3 separate regions of the Mus musculus genome follow, and all the other regions are linked to region 1. A link is a contact called in ENCODE POLR2A ChIA-PET data. All regions are on one chromosome and are shown on one strand. Each heading gives the region's core, a stretch centred on a gene start or an enhancer-like site at or near the end of the contact. The rest is flanking DNA. Distances are from core to core; before and after follow the strand shown. Region 1 holds the start of Kif18b (kinesin family member 18B). Region 2 overlaps Nmt1 (N-myristoyltransferase 1). Region 3 holds the start of Dcakd (dephospho-CoA kinase domain containing).

Evidence for each region. ChIA-PET counts read pairs that join two places held with the same protein, here RNA polymerase II (POLR2A).
Region 2: POLR2A ChIA-PET joins it to region 1 with 24 read pairs in Patski. The contact joins the enhancer-like site here to the promoter of Kif18b in region 1. POLR2A ChIA-PET finds 5 or more read pairs at or near these places in 2 of 5 experiments (Patski and embryonic stem cell).
Region 3: POLR2A ChIA-PET joins it to region 1 with 10 read pairs in Patski. The contact joins the promoter of Dcakd here to the promoter of Kif18b in region 1. POLR2A ChIA-PET finds 5 or more read pairs at or near these places in 4 of 5 experiments (Patski and embryonic stem cell).

Annotation. Positions count from the first base shown.
Region 1 is chr11:102,923,196-102,927,034 of GRCm38, reverse strand. Kif18b (kinesin family member 18B) reads left to right here and starts at 1,911. Exons shown (of 16, transcript NM_197959.2): 1 at 1,911-2,052.
Region 2 is chr11:103,049,393-103,053,231 of GRCm38, reverse strand. It overlaps Nmt1 (N-myristoyltransferase 1), which reads right to left. Exons shown (of 12, transcript NM_008707.4): 4 at 908-1,026. Gm42090 (a long non-coding RNA gene) reads right to left here. Exons shown (of 2, transcript XR_003949775.1): 2 at 3,537-3,839. Among named protein-coding and RNA genes, the nearest start is that of Gm42090, 3.6 kb to the right of the region's middle. Within about 2 kb of position 1,706, at least 2 of the 3 ENCODE cell types and tissues checked have a DNase peak (open chromatin) inside an H3K27ac peak, as active enhancers do.
Region 3 is chr11:103,015,453-103,019,291 of GRCm38, reverse strand. Dcakd (dephospho-CoA kinase domain containing) reads left to right here and starts at 2,145. Exons shown (of 5, transcript NM_026551.3): 1 at 2,145-2,242.

The DNA.
Region 1 (3,839 bases), core at 662-3,161:
ACCTCTGAGCCATCTCACCAACCCCCCTTTTTTTGTGGTTTTTCGAGACAGGGTTTCTCTGGCTGTCCTGGAACTCACTCTGTAGACCAGGCTGGCCTCGAACTCAGGAATCCGCCTCTGCCTCCCAAGTGCTGGGATTAAAGGCATGTGCCGCCACGCCCGGCTCCAAGGCAACTCTTATAAGGACAATATTTACTTGGGGCTGGCTTACAGGTTCAGAGGTTCAGTCCATTATCCTCAAGGTGGGAGCATGACAGCATCTAGGCAGGCACGCCTCAGGAGGAGCTGAGAGTTCTACCTTTTCATCTGAAGGTGGCTAGGAGAATACTGACTTCCAGGAAGCTAGGACATGGGTCTTAAACCCAGGCCCACAGTGACACATTTACTCCAAGGCCACACCTTCAAATAGTGCCACTCCCTGGACCAAATATATTCAACTCACTATACCCAGCATGTTTTAACTATACCCTGTATCATCTTATGTTATTATTAGTTATTAATTCTCTTCTCCCCCACCTCTGTCCCTTTTCAGGAACTCCCTATAGTTCAGGCTGATCTAGTATTTACCATGTACATGAAGCTGGCTTTGAACTTGTAACATTTTCCCTCTCCTGCCTTGGCATGTATCACAATCCCCACCTGTGATAAATATCTAAGTTTTTCCTATAGACTGGGAGCTCTGTATATCACATATCACTGTAACCTCTGAACCTGTCATAACAATCGTTGAATGAATCTGAGAACACCTAGTGCCATTTTATTGAACATCTACAAGGTGCGTTATTCACATTACGTTTTTTTTTTTTTTTTTAATTTTTACTTATGGGGATTTAGCTCAGTGGTAAAGAAAAGGCCTTGGGGGCTAGAGAGATGGCTCAGCGGTTAAGAGCACTGACTGCTCTTCCAGAGGTCCTGAGTTCAATTCCCAGCAACCACATAGTAGCTCACGACCATCTGTAATGCTCTCTTATGGTGTGTCTGAAGAGAGCAACAGTGTACTCATATACATTAAAAAATAAATAAATAAAATGAAAGACCAAGCAAACTTCACTCACTCAAAAGAAAAGGCCTTGGGTTTGGTTCTCAGCTTGGGGTGTGTGTGTGTGTGGGGACGTTTAGGGCGCAAAAAAACAAAACAAAACAAAAACAAAAACAAAAAAACCAGATTTACAGTAAGCGAGGAGGGAACTTCTTTACCAGGAAGCTATCATTAAACAACTGTTCCTTTTGGAGACGGAGAAGGCAAGAGTATTCAGTGTTCTTGTATCTTTGTACTAACCCTAACTTCATGTAATTTTGTTGTTTTTGTCCTCACTAAACTAAGTGTGGTGAATAAATAATTTGAGTCAAGTTATCCAGTATTAAATGACTCTACTAGCTTGTTCACAGTTGTGGTGAAAGAAACCCTACAGTAACCTTTACATGCCCCAGACTTGCTCACAACGCCACCATGAGGACAGTTTACTTGAGAGAGAGATCGAGTAAAGTTCTCATGTAGCTCAGGCTGGCCTGGAACGCTCTACCTGGAGGGTGGCTGGTTTCGAACTCAAATAGATCCGCCAGCCTTTGCCTTCTGCGTGATGGGATTAAAGGCACGAGCCACTCTGAATTGGAGGGTGCCTATTTAAGCCACAAAAGCAGGTTTTAAATTCTGTCGAATGTGTGGTCGCTGTAACCGCTGCTGAACTCAGCCCACAGACCACAGAGACGGGGCAGGCCCCCTGGTTACACTGCTAGAGACTCGATTCTGGTGGCAATTCCGCTCCGTCCGGTTTGATTTGGCCAAAGAAACCCAAGGCGCGCAAGAGAACTAGTGCGCAAGCGCACCCCCGGCTGTCTTTGTTACTTAGGAAACAGCCAATCAGCGAGCCGGGCGGTGACCAATGAGAAGCGCGGATGAGCGGACCGGCTAGTTTGAACGCGCCGCGCCGGAAGAAGGTTGGTTCGGTGGAATCGGGTGTGGGGGAGCTCTCTCCTGAATCCGAGGGCTCCTGTCCGAGGCGGAGGGACGCGTAAGCGACCCCCGACACCAGCACCGGGAACCGACGAGAGGTAGGCTTTGGTCGACGGTGGGGCGGCCCCGCGGGCTCGGTGCAGAGCTGTCGTTTGCGCGGGCTCGCTGCAGTTGTCTGGAACCCGAATCAGCACTTGTTTGGGCAGGTCAGGGACGAGTAGGAGGGCACTTCCTTTACACCGAGAATGCAGCCGATCGTGATCTCTGCGTCCCACGGTCCGGGGCCCATATTAAGTCCTCTCATGTATACCCGGTCCTTTGAAAGGTGCACCCGGCTCCGTAGCAGCTACCCCTCCTCGTGTGGGAGGTGGAATTGGGTCTTTCTACAGGTCAGAATTGGAGATCTGGGACGCCCGGCAGGAGAGAATGGGAGAACCACTCCGCTCCTCTTGTCAGAGCTGATTACGCGGCTGTGTGTGTACCGAGGGAGGCAGCTTGGTTACTGGGACACTCCTAAACACTGGCGAGCATGAAAGAAAACCAGGCCTCTATTAGTACCAGGATGATCGAGTCTTTTAGCCTTGGACATTTGAGCTACTGTGACAAGTACAAGGTAGAGCCTGTTTTGTGCCAAAGAACTTAAAATACTGGTTTGTGTTGGTTTTGGTGGTTCAGTGCATCATAGGGAAATGATGTATCATATAACTTTACCAGCGGTGTCTAATATTTGTTGGGCACTTAAAAACCGAATGCCATTCAAGCTTAACACAAACCTGGTGAGACAGATAATTAAAAAATATTACAATTTGCATGTTGAGAAACGGAGGCACAGAGTGTAGTTAAGCTTGACTTGGGAGGACATATATAATTTTACTTTTGTGGATGAGCTTTTTGTTGTTAACAGCGCTTCCTTCAATGTCCCTATCCTATTTCTTCCATGCCTATTTCATTATGGAACCATGCCCTCTGCCAGTCAGGATTTTAAGGCATCTCATTCTCCATTACTTTGTTTTTATCTAATTTCGCTCCATTTGTACCTTTTTTTCTCTCATGGTCTAGAGATCAAACCTAGCCCTAATACCTTTTTTTTAAAAAAAAGTATAGAAGCATCATATTATTAGAGACATTTGCAAAGCTTTTCTCTTATCTAGTGACACAGCAACTGAAATTATCATAATATTGTATAAACTATATTCTCTCTCCACAAACAGTTAAGTTATAAATACAAACTAGGCATAGTAAAATAATCCCAGCCCCTGAGAGAGAGGCAGAGGAGAAGAGTCTCTGAGTTTAAGGCCAGTTGTATTGAGACTCTTTCAAAACACCACACACACACACACACACACACACACACACACACAAATACAAATGAAAAATTGAATTCACACTTGGGAATTTAAAACAAAAATACACTGAAGTCAGTTAAATAGATCATAATTATAGTTAAAAGAGAGCTGGCATGGGGTTAGGGGTGTGAGCTAGTGGCAAATGCTTCCCTGGTATGCACTGAGGCCTGAGTTTAGTTCTCAGCACCCTCACCACGGTCCTCCCAAAATAGAAGCTATAGAAATTTTTAGTTGGTGTGAGGTCAATGAGGTGATTAAATTAGCTTAAAATTTACCTTCACACAAATGAAAACAAACAAACAAACACTCAATTCCCAGATATTTACAGTCAATTAGAAAAGCAAACCTTTTCTTTCCATCTTAAGAGTCTAGATTTTATTTTGAACGCGATTAAAATTACAAGTCTACCCTTTTTATAGGTGTGCTTGTAAAAACCTCATCTAAAACCTCAGGAACCAGAAAGTAGCATGTTCAAGGTCCTAAGTTCAGTCCTCTGCACTGCCAGGGCTCAGTGTCTGCGAGTGTGGGTCAGGGTAACC
Region 2 (3,839 bases), core at 457-2,956, 130 kb before region 1:
ACTGTTTCAGGGGCTGGAGAGATGGCTCAGAGGTTAAGAGCACTGACTACTCTTCTGAAGGTCCTGAGTTCAAATCCCAGCAACCACATGATGGCTCACAACCATCCATAATGAGATCTGATGCCCTCTTCTGGGGTGTCTGAAGACAGCTACAGTGTACTTACAGATTATATATAAAGATAAATAAATAAAAAAGAGTAGACTGTTTCTGTCTTGACTTCCTGTTACTCATGGCGTGTAAGCTGAAATAAACCCTTTCCTCCCCAGGTTGCTTTTGTTCACGGTGTTTTATTACAGTAACAAAAGTCCTGAATAGGACAGTCACATACCCACATGCAAGCTCACCTTAAATCACTAGTAAATATAACAACAATAAAGAGGCAGCTACTGGGGTTGAAGCTCACTGTTTAGAGTGCTTTCTCAAGACATGAACCATTATTAAAAATGCACAAGGTGCTGGGTCGCCACTGAGGAAAGGCGTGGAGGGCAGGACCCTCAGCAGCCCAGGTCACAAGTCAAGCAAGGTACGGACAAGAAGCCAGGCAGTGTGTCAAATGCCTCTAATCCAGCATTTAGGAGGGAGAGGCAGGTGGTCTCTGTGTTCGAGGCCAGCCTAGTCTACATAGTGAGTTCCAGGATAGCCAGTTACGTAAGAGAGAGACAACTTGCCCCCAATACAAAACAAAATAAAAGAAAACCAATGACAAGCAAAATAAATAAACAAAATAAGAAAAAAAAATAAGGTTCCACAATAGGAACTTCAGAAGTCAACTTTCACCCTTACACCTATGACATGCTCTTACTGTAGAGTCTGGGCATGCCCAGGAAGTACTGGATGGGGTTTGTTCAGCTCTCTGAGGCTCATCTCCTAAGAGTCCTGTCCCACCCACAAGCCAGGCCTACTCACCACACCACGGTCTCCCAGATCCAAGGCATCCCAGGTGAAGCCCTGGGGCAGGGTGTAGGGCTCCTGGCGAATGTTGTCTTTGTCAGGTTCGACTGGACCATGGGTGTTTACCACTTCACCTAGAAGAAGAGCACAGCAAGTCTATTGTCTGCCCACAGCGTGCGTGAAGGGGCTCACTGAACACACTCACTGGAAGGCTATCGAGGAGGTTCAGGTGGTAGAGTGGCTGCTTTGCCTGTGTGTGTCATACCTAGTACTACATAACCCAGCAGAGTGGTACAAGCCTCTAACTCCAACACTCAGGAGAGGCAGAGGGACCAGAGCTTTCAAAGTTACCTTCCACTGCACAGTGAGTGTAAGGCCAGTCTGGGCAACACAGATCCTGTCCCAGAAAGAAACAATTATATCAGAGTAAATTCCTCCGGTCCCTAGGAGCCCTGCAGCTGACGAACACTCTACGCTCTGTAACTGCAATCTCTCTCCAGTCTTTGGTCCCTAGTAAGGGCGAGCGCACAGCAAAACCTCAGAGTAATCTCTAGGATCCAAGGTGCCTCATCTTTGGAAATCCTTTAACTCTCGGGCAGGCTCCTGAATGACAAACACCCATCACAGCTAATTTAGCTTCCGGTCTCCTGGTTGGTGTAGGGTGTCGTCATGTTCCAGCCCAGACACTCTTCCCTGACTAGAGATCTGTAAGGTTGCATAAGCCTGCCTCTGTGTCAAGACCAACAACAGTGCACTGGCCTCACTCCTCAGTCAGATGATTGCTCTAGCAGCCAGGGTCTCTCAGCCTTCCAGCGTCAGCCTCTAGGCCTGTGGGCCAGCTAACTGCCAGGTCGGGGCATCAGAGCTCTGAGCCCTCCAGATGCCTTTGGGTTGACTCACCCTCCTGCATGATGCAGCCGGGAAGTCTCCCTCTCACCCAACCCTCCTCTGTGGGGAGCTCGGAAGCCGAGATGAAGGCAGGAACTGAAACCAGACGGGGCTGGAGAGGAAAGCCAGACACGCAAGCTCTCCCTCTTAATAGGTTTTGTTTATTTTGGTTTGCCCATCTTTTTTTTTTTTAAAGATTTATTTATTATTATATGTAAGTACACTGTAGCTGTCTTCAGACACACCAGAAGAGGGAGTCAGATCTTGTTACGGATGGTTGTGAGCCACCATGTAGTTGCTGGGATTTGAACTCTGGACCTTCGGAAGAGCATTCGGTGCTTTTACCCACTGAGCCATCTCACCAGCCCTGCCCATCTTTTTTTTTTTTTTAAAAACAGGAGAATACTAAGTAGCTAAGGCTGGCCTTGTGCTCATGGCACTCCTCCTGTCTCAGCTTCCCAATGCTGCATTACAGGTATGTAGCCCTCCAAGTACTTTTAAGCAACTTCCAATTGTCCTCAGACATTTAACTTCTGTGTTGGAGGGGGCACACTCAGTAGAACAGCCTCGCACTCGTGAGGTGGAAGGCAGGTTCTGAGCCTTAGTGGGACGGGACTGAGGGGAGAGAGAGCCTCTCCACAACAGGATAAGGAAAGAGGGCAGCTAGACAGAATAGATCTGAAGAGAGGCTGAAGGTTTGCTCAGGTCACATAACAGTCACACAGACCGAAGCTTCTGACACTGAATTGTAACCTCGGGTATGTAAGTCAAAGTGTGGGGGTGTCAGGAAAATTCAGCAATAGTAAAACCAAACACAAACTGAAAATTAAATATGTACGGAATCTGAGGTAGTTCAGGCAGTGTCACGTGACCTCACACGGGCACGCTGTACTCACTGTGAGTGCCAACATGCGATGAAACATCAAGGAACCTGCCTTAGATCCCTACTTGGATGGTGACTGGAAGACAGCTCGGTGGCTAAGAGCAGGGCTGTTCTTCAGTTCCCTTCAGTTGCCAGCACCCATGCCAGCTGGCTCATAACTGACCTGCAAGGCCGGCTCCAGGGGATGTGGTGCACGGTGCGGTGCCCTCTGCTAGCCTCTGAGGGAAAACACACACCTAACACAAGCAGGCACAGTCACAGAAACGTGTTTGCCTGCATATGCCCCATGTCTGGTGCCCATGGAGGTCAGCTGCAGGGGTCAGAGCCCTGGGACCGGAGTTATGGATGGATGGTTGCCAGCCACCACCTAGTGCTGGGAACTGCGCCCGGTCCTTCCACCAGAACAAGTGTTCTTAACCACTGAGTCTTTTCTCTTGGCCTCACATGATCACCCAACAAATTTTGTTTAACAAAGGCATATGCCAGGCCCACCTGGATTTAGTTTCTTTCTCTTAATTTGGTTTTTGGAGACAGGGTTTCACTGTGTAATAAATAGCCCTGGATGTCCTAGAACTCACTCTACAGACCAGGCTGGCCTCAAAACTCAGAGATGCCTCTGCTGCCTGAATGCTGGGATCAAAGGCACGTGCCACCACACCTGGCTATTTTCACTTTATAAGTGGTTACCCATAATGACACAGACCACTTAAGTCAGGAAACGCCTGTTATGTTCGCTTCTCACCTCCATAGACAAATGCTGTTGGACACAGCTGTCTTTTTACTTCCTGGTATTTGACTTGGCTCTGCCCTCCTAACCCACAAAGTACTGCAAATGTTGCACTATTTCTTGAGGAGAACAGTAACACTAACCACCTGACCTAGCTTACCTTTGGTGTTAGAGCGTGTGTTTTCTGACCTAGCTTACCTTTGGTGTTAGAGCGTGTGTTTTCTGACCTAGCTTACCTTTGGTGTTAGAGCGTGTGTTTCCTGACCTAGCTTACCTTTGGTGTTAGAGCGTGTGTTTTCTGACCTAGCTTACCTTTGGTGTTAGAGCATGTGTTTTCTGACCTAGCTTACCTTTGGTGTTAGAGCGTGTGTTTTCTGACCTAGCTTACCTTTGGTGTTAGAGCGTGTGTTTTCTGACCTAGCTTACCTTTGGTGTTTGTTAGAGCATGT
Region 3 (3,839 bases), core at 896-3,395, 92 kb before region 1:
TGTGGCAACAACATTCACAGCAGATTAATCAAAACTGGCCACATGCTAGAGCCAAAAGAGACCAGCATCAGTCCTAGACTAGGGGTTCTAGGACAAGCTGCATTCCTTACAAATGAAGAAGGGTTCCCTTGAGCACTAGTGACTGTGCCACCACCGTGCTGAGTGTGCACTGCTGTGCTGATGCACCATGACCGAGAACAACCTTGGGCTGAAAGGGTTTATCTAGCTCACATGTCCTGATTCACAGTCAGCCGAGGGAAGCGGGAGGCAGGAACTCAAGCTGGGCAGGATCCCTGAGGTGGGAGCTCATGTCTGGGTCACGGAGGGGTGATGCTTACTGGCTTTCTTCTCGTGGATTGCTCTGCCTGATTTCTTATAGAACCCAAAACCATAAGGCCAGAGGTGATCTCACCCCACAAAGGGCTGTGTTCCCCTACATTAATCATGAAGAAAATGCCCTACAGGTCTTCCTGCCTGCTACAGCCTGATCTTATAGAGGCATACATTTTTCTTTTTCTTTTCTTCTTTTTTTTTCTTTTTCTTTCTTTCTTTCTTTTTTTTTTTTTTTTTTTTTTTGAGACAGAGTGTTTCTGTGTAGCCTTGGCTGTTCTATAACTCACCCTGTAGACAGGCTGGCCTACAGTTCACAGAGACCTACCTGTCTGTGCCTCCTGAGTGCTAAGATAAAAGATGTGTGTTACCACTGCCTGCTGAGGCACATTTTTTTTTTCAATTGAAAAAAAAAAAAAAAAAAAAAAAACCTCTCCTCTCAGATGATTCTAGCTTTTGACAAGTTTGCATAAAACTAGCCAGAACACCTTGGAAGAGGGTTCACTTTCAAAACAGGACATACAGAGGGAATGGGTGGGAAACTCTCGTAAAGAAAAACCATGTATTGCAGGAAAGGGTTAAAACCACGAGCAGAAACATTACAGGACGATTTCCAAACTCAGAGGTGGGAAGAGCCTGTACTGGAACTCAACAGGATTAGTAGACTGCGTTACTGCAAATGGAATCTGAAGTAGCTGTGTGCCCATGGCCAGTGCTCCTGGGCATCGGAGCCGGGGCTGACATCTGGAGATCGTATGGAAAACCTCAACTATGGGAAGCAGTAGGGTTTATAACTTAAGACAGGTCTGGCCTCTTATTTCTGTCCCTGTCATAAATACTATTTGGTACATGGGAAAAGGCCAATTGTGCTGGGAGGAATTCAGGATACCTAATTTCTTTCATTGTAATATGACTGTCTATCTCCTCAAGGCTGAGCCTGGTATAACACCAGGTAATAGACCAGATGGAGCCATTATCCAAAAACTAAGAGTTCCAGTAATTCAGATATTGAAGAGCAGTCTCCCGAATTGGAGCTTTCACCCCCACAGGAGGTGACTGCGGTGAACGCACGCCAGCCAGATGAAAGGCTCGAGTTAAAGAGTAGCCAACTGTCTGAGATGCAGCCGACTACAGAGAAAGTGTTCTATGAAGGTCAAGCGACAGTAAACACTTAAGGAGTGTATTGACACAGTTGGAGGAACTCGCTGGGTTGGGAAGCCTTCCTCCTTGATCTGCCCCTCCGAAGCCAGCCTGTATTCCTAATTACTGTAACTTTAGGTAGTGTAGTCCTATTATTAAAACATCACATGTAAAAATATTTCACAGAGAGTTCAAAAAGAAGAAAAGGTCAGGTCCAGATCATGATGACTGGTAGTTTTGATAAACCCTTAAAAGTTTTAAGACAGGGGTGGGTGGGTATGGGGGACTTTTGGTATAGCATTGGAAATGTAAATGAGCTAAATACCTAATAAAAAATGGAAAGAAAAAAAAAAAAACGTTTTAAGACAGCCTGTGAGCGGTGGTGGCGCACGCCTTTAATCCGAACACTTGGGAGGCAGAGGCAGGCGGATTTCTGAGCCTGGTCTACAGAGTGAGTTCCAGGACAGCCAGGGCTATACAGAGAAACCCTGTCTCGAAAAATCAAAAAAAAAAAAAAAAAAAAAAAGAGAGAGAGACAGAGAAAAACTCAGCTTGGACCACCTCTAGCTCTCCAAACCTCGGCCCGGCCACGCCCACCTCATCTCCTGCACGCGGCCGGCACTCTGCCCCGCCTTCCGGTCCCGCCCCTTCCGCTGGCTGGACGCCCGGTCGGCGTGCACGCTCCCGAGTCCCGCCTGTGTGCAGCGAGCCAGCCAGTAAGCGCAGCGGAGATTGGGCTAGCGACGGAGGCTGAGGCCGAGTCGGAGACCCGGTAGGTAGCGGCGCGGGTGAAAGGAAGCCGCCAACCCCGGGAGGGGGAGGGGAGGGGCGGACCGGGTCGGGTGGCAGCGGCGAGCAGCCGCTTTGTTTCCTCGGGTGGCGCTCCGCCGGGCCGGGGTCTGCGCGCGAGACCCCCGCCGGAGCGCGGGATGCTGCGGCCGAGTTGGCGCATTGTGCGCGCCTTTTTTTTTTTCCCCCTTCTCTTTAAAGCACATATTTGTAGCTCACCTGGGGCTAACAAGCGCGTTTAATCATCATCCTGATAACAAACCTGGGAAATCAAGTGTTATTTCCCTCGATATAGCCTTGGAAAAGGATGGAAAATCTGAGTTTACGGCCAAAGTCTCTGCGCTTTAGAGCACTGTGGTCGGACTCAGTTTCGATTTTTAAATCCAACCTCTGCCTTTTGCAATCGTGTGACCTTCTGCCACCTTTAGTTTGCCCATCTGAAAAGTGGGGATGCAACCTATAGATGCTGTTTTGTATCTACCATCTGATATTCAGACCTTCCTTCCCCCCCCCCCCCCCCCATGGCTTCCTTCCCCAGGGAAGCTAGACTAGTTGATCGTCTGAAGTCTTTTAGTTTAATTTAGGTCCGTGGATGGCATGAGTCTCCCACTCATCAACTAGTAAAGGCTCTCAACGAAGGATCCAGGCCAGCCTGGCTACGTAATGCAAGACCTTTGGCCCCAGAGGAAGCAAACATAGATAGCATCTCTGGTGTTAACTTCATAGTTTTCACCACTATTATCATCACCGTGAATTACAAGCCATTGTGTTTCAATTTTAAAGATGGCGCATTTGGATGTTTTACATTTTGAGTTTTGCGTGGGGTTGTGTATGTTTTAACCCACAGCTTGGTAAACTGGGAGCTGACCCCATATGGACTCTGGGCTAACTGAGCTGCTAAAGATGCGGCAACAGTGAAACGTTTATGATGGCGCAACAACCAAAAATGAATTCAGAACCCAACACCGAGTAACTCCAAAGCTTTCCGGCCGAGTTTGTTAGAATTCCATCCTTGACCTAGCCACGGCCTCGGTTCCCTGCACCGAATGCGCAAGTGCTGTGTCTCCAGAAACGGTGATTTCCTTACAGAAAACAGAGGCTCTTGATGTTGCACCGTTCCTCAGCATCTGTTAAAAAAGCACATCTTTGGACAGTATTGGTTTAGAATATTTTATTTTGCCGGGCAGTGGTGGCGCACGCCTTTCAGCCCAGCACTTGGGAGGCAGAGGCAGAGGCAGGCGGCTTTCTTACAGACCAGCCAGGAGATGAAGGGAGAGAGAAAGGCTAGCCTGAGCCTTCAGCTTCCACCTCCCGATCCTATTTATTTATTTAGAGTTGAGGGTCTCATGGTCATGCTGGCTTCCAGCAACCAGCAGTGTCGCAGCTGAGGATAGCCTTGAGTTCCTGGTCTCTAGAGCACCGATGAGTACAGACACATACCGTGTCAGTGCGAGCCCAGAGGAAAGCCCTTTGACATAGTCGTCTCAACCATTACCTCTATATCTGTATGTACGTGTGAATATCCGCTTCCTAAATGAAGCCAAGGGTCGTGGTCCAATCCTGTAGTCCCAGCACTTGGG